Regions from separate parts of the Homo sapiens genome. Here regions 1 and 3 are each linked to region 2. A link is a contact called in ENCODE Hi-C or POLR2A ChIA-PET data. All regions are on one chromosome and are shown on one strand. Each heading gives the region's core, a stretch centred on a gene start or an enhancer-like site at or near the end of the contact. The rest is flanking DNA. Distances are from core to core; before and after follow the strand shown. Region 1 holds the start of IRGM (immunity related GTPase M). Region 2 holds the start of MYOZ3-AS1 (MYOZ3 antisense RNA 1). Region 3 holds the start of RPS14 (ribosomal protein S14).

Region 1 (2,965 bases), core at 377-2,876, 170 kb before region 2:
TTCTCAACATTCATGGCTTCCATCTTCAATAAAATACCCCAATGCTGGCCAGGCGCCGTGGCTCATGCCTGTAATCCCAGCACTTTGGAAGGCCGAGGCGAGCAGATCACGAGGTCAGGAGATTGAGACCATCCTGGCCAACATCGTGAAACCTTCTCTACTAAAATACAAAAAAATTAGCTGCGCGTGGTGGTGTGCGCCTGTAGTCCCAGCTAATACAGGAGGCTGAGGCAGGGGAATCGCTTGAACCCTGGACGCAGATATTGCAGTGAGCTGAGATCACGCCATTGCACTCCAGCCTGGCAACAGAGCAAGACTCCATCTCAAAACAAACAAAACCCAATGCTTATGGTGTGGCAAAAAGAGGTTAAGGATGCAGCTAATAGAGTGTGAGGGGCACTTGGGACACTCTGTCGTATCTGTGGGCACTGGAGTAAGCTGCGGAAGTAGAAGAGCAGGTGAGTTAGGATGGACAGGGTACACATGAATCATCTGACTTTTAGCATCCCCAGCCCTCAACGAAGACTGCAGCAGACGATCTTGACTGAGTGTTCTTTGATTGTTTTTATTCAAGCAATGTGCACATTTCTTCAGGGAGCAAGAAAGGTAGGGTCCCTGAGGAACGCCCTGAGGCCGGTTGTGCCTCCGAGTCAGCCTCCAAAGCAGGCATGTGGCCATGAGATGGCTTGAAAAGCAGAGAATGAACCAAGTCTCCTGAAAAGCCCAAGAGGTTTTTGTCTTTCCCTCTTTTACTCTATCCTAATATAGGTCTGCTCCTTCACAAGTTTCAGTACATATTTCAAGACCAAAACCAGACAAGTAAAAGTGACCTATATATTTCTCTGCTGAAGATGGCGCCAGAGGACATAAAACATCCAATTCCCATTGCTTACTTGAAGCTGTGATCATCCCTGTTTAACACTTACCTCATCAGGCGGGGGAGCACACGTGCAGAGCAGTACTGAAATGCTGCAATATACGTGAAGTAAGCCACCAGCCTTTGACCCCCGAGCTTCCATTAAGACTGTCATGTTGGGCCCAACTGAAGTGAGGGAGAGGAGGAGACAGCATACTCAAATGCTCTGCTCTTTTTCAAGGCAGTGATTAGACAATTGCTTATCATTGCATTCGCCAAACCTGGCTCTTGCAGGTTCCACAAGGGGCCAGGTATTTGAGACTGATTAAAAGAAGGTGATGTGATTTCCTACTCCTACCGGAATTGGTGGGTTCTTCGTCTCACTGACTTCAAGAATGAAGCCACGGACCCTCGCGGTGAGTGTTACAATTCTTAAAGGCTGCGTGTCCGGAGTTTGTTCCTTCTGATGTTTGGATGTGTTCAGAGTTTCTTCCTTCCGGTGGGTTCGTGGTTTCACTGACTCAGGAGCGAAGCTGCAGACCTTCGAAGTGAGAGTTACAGCTCTTCAGGCGGCGAGTCTGGAGTTGTTCGTTTCTCCCCGGGGGGTTCGTTGTTTCACAGGTTTCAGGAGTGATGCTGCAGACCTTCACGGTGAGTGTTACAGCTCATAAAGGCAGTGTGGACCCAAAGAATGAGCAGCAGCAAGATTTACTGCAAAGTGCAAAAAAACAAAGCTTCCACAGCATGGAAGGGGACCTGAGCAGGTTACCACTGCTGGTTCGGGCAGCCTGCTTTTATTCTCTTATCTGGCCCACCCACATCCTGCTGATTGGTCCATTTTACAGAGAGCCGATTGGTCTGTTTTACAGAGAGCTGATTGGTCCATTTTGACAGGGTGCTGATTGGTGTGTTTACAATCCCTGAGCTAGACACAAAAGTTCTCCACCTCCCCACTAGATTAGCTAGATACAGAGTATAGATTGGTGCATTTGCAAACCTTGAGCTAGACACAGGGTGCTGATTGGTGTGTTTACAAACCTTGAGCTAGATATAGAGTGCCAATTGGTGCATTCACAATCCCTTAGCTAGACATAAAGATTCTCCAAGTCCCCACCAGATTAGCTAGGCTCAGAGTGCTGATTGGTGCATCCACAAACCCTGAGCTAGACACAGGGTGCTGATTGGTGCATTTACAATTCCTGAGCTAGACACAAAAGTTCTCCATGTCCCCACTAGATTAGCTAGATACAGAGGGTCGATTGGTGTGTTCGCAAACCCTGAGCTAGACACAGGGTGCTGATTGGTGTGTTTACAAACCTTGAGCTAGATACAGAGTGCTGATTGGTGTATTTACAATCCCTTAGCTAGACATAAATGTTGTCCAAGTCCCCACCAGACTCAGGAGCCCAGCTGGCTTCACCCAGTGGATCCTGCACCAGGCCGCAGGTGAAGCTGCCTGGCAGTCCCCGGCCATGCGCCTGCACTCTTCAGCCCTTGGGCAGTGGATGGGACTGGGCGCCGTGGAGCAGGGAGCGGCGCTCATAGGGGAGGCTCGGGCTGTGCAGGAGCCCACGGAGTGGGGCAGGGGAGAGAGGCTCAGGCATGGCGGGCTGCAGGTCCCAAGCCCTGCCCTGCGGGGAGGCAGCTAAGGCCGGGGAGAAATCCAGCACAGCAGCTGCTGGCCCAGGTGCTAAGCCCCTCACTGCCAGGGGCCATCGGGGCCGGATGGCTGCTCTGAGCGCGGGCCCGCTGAGCCCACGCCCACCCGGAACTCGTGCTGGCCCGCAAGCGACGCCCGCAGCCCCAGTTGCTGCCCGTGCCTCTCCCTCCACACCTCCCCACAAGCTGAGGGAGCCAGCTCCGGCCTTGGCCAGCCCAGAAAGGGGCTCCCACAGTGCAGCGGCGGGCTGAAGGGCTCCTCAAGTGCCACTAGAGTGGGCGCCAAGGCTGAGGAGGCTCCGAGAGCCAGCGAGGGCTGCGAGGGCTGCCAGCATGCTGTCACCTCTCACTAGCATGGCCTGGCAGGTCTGTTTCACACACTCATTGTGAACACACACAACACTGCACACAGCCACTCATACCTGGTGTGCACACTCACCCATGCCCAGC
Region 2 (2,737 bases), core at 238-2,737:
TCTTAGACAGACCCAGTCTCCACGTGTGGTCTGAGCAAATGCCAGAAGAGCAGGACCGTGGCGTCCTCTCTGTGGACTCCCCTTTTCCTCACTAAATGCAGCCCAAACCAGAGGAGCATATTCAAAAATAGCACCAGACCAAGGAAGCCAATGCAGTTAACATGCACTCCTCAGCCCAAGGCCTTCCCCCAGTGCCAAGCTCCTGTCTTGATTCCTATGGTTTGTTTTCAGGCCCTCAGTGCAGAATGGTAAATGTATCCCTTTCAAGCTCTCCCCTGTCCAAACTTCATCTCAGCTGTAAATAATAATCATAATACGCCGGGGGCGGTGGCTCATGCCTGTAATCCCAGCACTTTGGGAGGCAAAGGCGGGTGGATCACGAGTTCAGGAGTTCGAGACCAGCCCGGCCAACATAGTGAAACCCTGTCTCTACTAAAAATACAAAAAATTAGCCGGGCACGGTGGTGGGCGCCTGTAATCCCAGCTACTAGGGAGGCTAAGGCAGGAGAATCGCTTGAACCCAGGAGGAAGAGGTTGCAGTGAGCTGAGATTGCGCCATTGCACTCCAGCCCGGGTGACAGTGTGAGACTCCGTCTCAAATAATAATAATAACAACAACAACAATAATAGCTATTGTTTGTTGCAAGTGTCTTACTTGCCAGAAACTTTACCTATGGCTTCTCGTGTCATCTCCATAGCAACTTTATGAAGCAGGTACTATAAACCCCTCATTTTACAGGTGGGGCAATGGAGGCTCAGAGAGGTTAAGTCACTTGCCCAAGGTCAACACGGGCAGGCCTGGGGTCTGCATTCAAGTCCACGTGGAGGCCTCACGCTCTAAACCCATATAGGCCACTGCGCTGTGGCCCTCACTCTGGCGTCCAATGTTTCACTGCCACTCTCCACTTTGGGGCAGCCTCAAAGCTACCTTGTTGGCCTCTTCTAGGCCATTGGTGAAAGGAAAAGCTGAGCTGGCCTCGAACTGCTGAAATCTGGGGACCCCTCAGAGAAGGACACAAATCTAGATGTTCATCAAAGAGGTAGCACACAGCAGCCATGGAGAACAAGGCACTGGGCTCTGGAGTCAGACAAACCCAGACCTGAATCCCGGCCCTGCCGGTGCTTCCTTGTTTTGTGGCTTTGGCCGGGTTGTTCATATTCCTGAGCCGCAGCCTCTTCATCTGCAGAACAGGAAAACTCATAGCACCCGCCCACCATGTCCTGGAGAATATCCAAGATGTGCGGCACCTTCACTCTTCATTTCTCCCACGTTAACTGAGCACCTACCAGGTGCGGAGGCGCTGTTCCAGCCAGAGCTCAGTCAATGAATAGAAAGCGCTGGGGACAGAGCCTGGCCTGCAGAAAGTGCTCAGGAAACGCAGGCTCCCGCTGTGGCTGTGACTGGCTTCCCGCCCCTCCCGGTCTGTCCCCCGGGCTGCCCGCCCCGCCTTACTTGTTGAAATTTCGGTAGTCGTTGGGGCTGGGGGTGTGACTTCGGCCATCGCTCTGGTAGTCCCGGTAGCTGACGAACTCCTGCCAAGGGCAGCGGTAGCCCTTGGAGATGGCGGTGTGGTTGAACTTCTCTGGCGGGACGCCCTTCAGCGGCTCCGCATAGCCTAGGGGCGCGGGGGGAAGGGAGCGCCTCCGTTCTTCCACCCTCAGCCCCCAACCCCACCTCGCCCCACCCCCATTCCGCGGACGCGGTTGGAGGAGGGAAGATCGGAGTTAGGGGAGAGGACGGCGGGAATGGGAAGCCACAGTTGCTCCAGCACAGGAGACCCCTCCCCATCCCAGGAAACACGGAGGACTGCAGTGAGGAAGCCACGAGTTCGCAGCGCGGGTTGGTCTTGGCCTTGGCTGACTCGCTGTGTGACCTGGGGCGCGGCGCCCCTCCGGCTCGTGGTCTGGCGAGGGGAGTGCGCGCGTGCGCGTGTGTGTTGGGGAAGGGGGCGGACTAGCCTTCTGGGTGCTCTTCCTGCCCCATGGGGAGCACACCCATGCTTCAGGCCCCCCAGCCCTGGTCCCGGGACCCGAGGAGGCCACTCACCTGGCGCCAGGGCGCTGGGGCTGGGGACGCACCCAGCAGGGGCGGCTGCAGGGTGGGCGCCCTCGGGACCCCCGAGTGAGGCCCCGGGTGAGGCCGGGAAGATGTGGAGCTCCGAGCGGTAGTTCGGCCCCTCAGGGCCATTGGCATTGGCAACCTGGGCACAGGGGCGGGTTCTCAGAGGCCACCGACGACCTCCCGCCCCCAGCCGCGCTCCCCTTCCCCCAGCTTCCCTTCCAGGGAGCTCCCCTCCACGCTCACCGTCCCCGACTCCGCTGTTCCAGTCACCTTCCTCCTGGCGCTTCCGGCCAGCATCTGGGAACGAGGGGGTAGAATAAACCGCAGAGAAGCTCAGCGGGGCAGGGGACCAGGGTTCTCCCTCCACCAAAAAAAAAGGTCGGGGGGAGGCAAGAATCCTAACGCCCATCATCGGGGAACAAGGATGAGTTACTAGTTTACAACGCTAAACCCAGTGCCTGGGACCGAGAAATACTCGATATATGTTAATTGCTATTGTAATGCCGAGTCCGGGCAAGATACTTAATTTCCCTGAGCCTCAATGTCCTTCTCGATAGAATGAGGATGATGGTGATGAAGATCTCTTCCTCAGAGGGGTCTATGAGCATTAAATGAGATACCTGCAAAGTGCTTAGCTAGCATTGTCTTAGGCACATAGCAAAGGCGGGTGTTTTG
Region 3 (2,700 bases), core at 118-2,617, 220 kb after region 2:
CCAGACTCCGTCTCAAAAAAAAAAAGAAGGTATGTTGAGTTTTTCAGTTTAGCAGAATAAATTTTTTTTTTTTTTGAGACAGGGTCTCGCTGTGTCACCCAGGCTGGAGCCACGGGATATATTTATATATTTAAAATATATTTATAATATTTATATAGTATGTAATACAAAAATACTATATATATTCCATATAAATATTACATATAGTACATAGATAAAATGTATCTACCGCTTGCCTAGCTCTGTGAGGTACACTTCTTGGCCCTTCCCCACAGCTCCGACATATTCTCCCAAGCCTTCAAGGTCCTTCAATATTGTTATTAGAGGCTGGGCACGGTGGCTCACGCCTGTAATCCCAGCACTTTGGGAGGCCGAGGCAGGTGGATCACGAGGTCAGAAAATCCAGACCACCCTAGTCAACACGGTAAAACCCCGTCTCTACTAATACACACACACAAAAAATTTGTCGGGCGTGGTGGCACGCGCCTGTAGTCCCAGCTACTTGGGAGGCTGAGGCAGAATAGCTTGAACCTGGGAGGCAGAGGTTGCGGTCAGCCGAGATTGCGCCACTGCACTCCAGCCTTGGCTACAGAACAAGATTCGGTCGAAATATATACATGTATATTGTTATTAGAGGGCTATGTGGAAGTAGCTATTAAACACGAGGGCTTTGAAGCTAGAATTCCAAACCCTTCTGCAAAGGTGTGCTCTCAGTTAACATCCTTTATCTGTAAGAGGGAAATCAAAATTATTTGATAATGTCTTGAGGAGTAAATGAAGCAATGCATATAAACTGTTTAGCCCAGACCGGTCTGAAAATACATATTGAATAATTTATTCTTATTTTGCCCATTATATAATATGCCAAAGTAAGTGATTACGGTGTGTTTTCCCCGACTATGTTGCCTAGGCTGGCCTCGAACTACTTGGACGAAGCGATCCTCAGCCTCCTGAGTAACTGGGACCACAGGCCGGCGCCACCCTAGCTTTAATTAAGGCCGTTTTGTTGTTGTTATTCCCCTGCTCCACACAAGGGGCGCTGCCGCTCCAAGGCTGCCAGGGCGGGAGTCAGGATGGCGGAAGTCTGTCTAGCCACGACCACCGCCATCATGGAATACAGGCCCACCTCACCCCGCGGGTGTAGCCGCTTCGTACTGTCGCTTAGGCCGACCCGCTCGCAGCGACAACCAGCCCTCTACCTCTTTTCGCTCTCCCTTAAGTAATAAACCGTCTTTCCTTATGACGAGTCTTAAACTCTTTGGGAGGAATAATGCCGGCGTCTTCCGGAACCCGACCTCGCCCCGTGACCTCAGAGGTATACTTCCGGGACACGGAAGTGACCCCCGTCGCTCCGCCCCCTCCCACTCTCTCTTTCCGGTGTGGAGTCTGGAGACGACGTGCAGGTAGGAGGCCCGGGCGCGACAATCGGGGGGCATCCTGCGGCGAGGGGACCCTGTGGGGCTTGGGACGAGAGACGGGGGTCTTTCCGTGGGAACCGAGCTAGGTGCCGGGCAAGAGACGCGCGGCTGGCCCACCTGGATCCTGGCCAACTCGGGATTGAGTTCGTTCCTGGTCTCAGAAGGCCCGTTTTGCTTTCAGGGAGGAGCTTGTGAAGTAAGGGTGAGTGCGGGTCCAGCCTTTTAAGGCCTCGGCCCCGCAATACGGCCACGGCCACGGCCGCGTTTGAGCTGCACAGCGTAGTTGAGGGAACCCGGGACAGACGTGGGCTCCCGCCTCTACCTCGCCAAACTTTTTTCTTGGTGATCGCAGGCCCACGCCTAATCTCGTTTGTTTCCTCGTTTGCAAAATAGGAATAACAATAGCACCGATCCCATGGGTTTGTAGTGATCATTCAAAGAAGGAAAGCAGGGAAAACTCTCGCACTATGTTGGATGCTTCTAAATCTGGGCGATTCTTTCCGTTGCTGAGTCGGGCACGTTGCAAGTTCTGGGCGCTCAGGGCCCAGCACCAATGTTTGCTGTGCGCTTGCCCTGCGTTTATATACTCCTGATGACCACTCTGCTCGTTACTTTAGGGGATGTTAGGAACGGAGAAACTGCAAATTGGCATTTACTGAATGGCCATCATGCCGAAACATACTCATGCTTACGTATTTGAGATATGCTGGAGCCTTTCTATGCTTCTCGAGGCAGAACTTTGGGCTTCTCTCCTGTGGCGCGTTCCTTACAATAGTTAACGCACTGGGTCGTGCTCATTGGTCTGATTTGAAGATAGGAACATTTAACTTCGTACACCCAAGACTTACACTTGAAGTACTTACTGTGGTCACACACTTAACTAAAGTTTATATAGGGAAGGCAGAGGAGAGATCTAGGAACACCTGAGACAGACTAGGGTAGTTATTTGTGGTGTAGAGGCATCTTGGCAGGAGGCAGAGAGTGCTGGGCTGGGAGTCAGGACACGTTGTTTCTATGTTTGGTTTTGCCACTGTCTTTACTGTGACCATAGGCTGAGACACTCTCTATCTTCACCATCTGCAGGATATCGATTAGTGTTAGTGTCTTCTGAAAATGTTAAATTGTTCTGAACACCAGGAGGTTCAGAAGGCCTGGGGCTTTAGGCCGGAAGCAGTCTTATCCTAGCCTTCCACTTTCTCATTCATTCTCACCCGCCTTCCTCCTGTCAGTTTCTCTCTCCCTTAGATCTTGTGACAGTATGATTGCAATTATTATGAAGGTC

The links. Hi-C counts contacts between places; a loop is a spot of excess contacts on that map. ChIA-PET counts read pairs that join two places held with the same protein, here RNA polymerase II (POLR2A). Pooled maps may share reads with other maps.
Region 1: a map of adrenal gland shows a loop between it and region 2 (2.7-fold over the local background). The contact joins the promoter of IRGM here to the promoter of MYOZ3-AS1 in region 2. A Hi-C loop is called at or near these places in 2 of 168 maps with a recorded cell type or tissue (A673 and adrenal gland), 3 of 37 single-sample maps with no recorded cell type and 9 of 50 pooled maps. POLR2A ChIA-PET finds 5 or more read pairs at or near these places in 2 of 52 experiments (WTC11 and activated naive CD4-positive, alpha-beta T cell).
Region 3: a map of gastrocnemius medialis shows a loop between it and region 2 (2.2-fold over the local background). The contact joins the promoter of RPS14 here to the promoter of MYOZ3-AS1 in region 2. A Hi-C loop is called at or near these places in 4 of 168 maps with a recorded cell type or tissue (GM13977, aorta, gastrocnemius medialis and 1 more) and 1 of 50 pooled maps. POLR2A ChIA-PET finds 5 or more read pairs at or near these places in 6 of 52 experiments (K562, OCI-LY7, RWPE1 and 2 more).

What each region holds. Positions count from the first base shown.
Region 1 is chr5:150,845,182-150,848,146 of GRCh38, reverse strand. It overlaps IRGM (immunity related GTPase M), which reads right to left and starts at 1,626. Exons shown (of 2, transcript NM_001145805.2): 1 at 927-1,626; 2 at 1-438. The coding sequence starts at 23. RefSeq lists a silencer at 746-1,040.
Region 2 is chr5:150,671,219-150,673,955 of GRCh38, reverse strand. It overlaps MYOZ3-AS1 (MYOZ3 antisense RNA 1), which reads left to right and starts at 1,487. Exons shown (of 4, transcript NR_186487.1): 1 at 1,487-1,840. MYOZ3 (myozenin 3) reads right to left here. Exons shown (of 7, transcript NM_001122853.3): 4 at 2,306-2,359; 5 at 2,048-2,201; 6 at 1,454-1,616.
Region 3 is chr5:150,448,406-150,451,105 of GRCh38, reverse strand. It overlaps RPS14 (ribosomal protein S14), which reads left to right and starts at 1,367. Exons shown (of 5, transcript NM_005617.4): 1 at 1,367-1,403. RefSeq lists enhancers at 979-1,298, 912-1,850.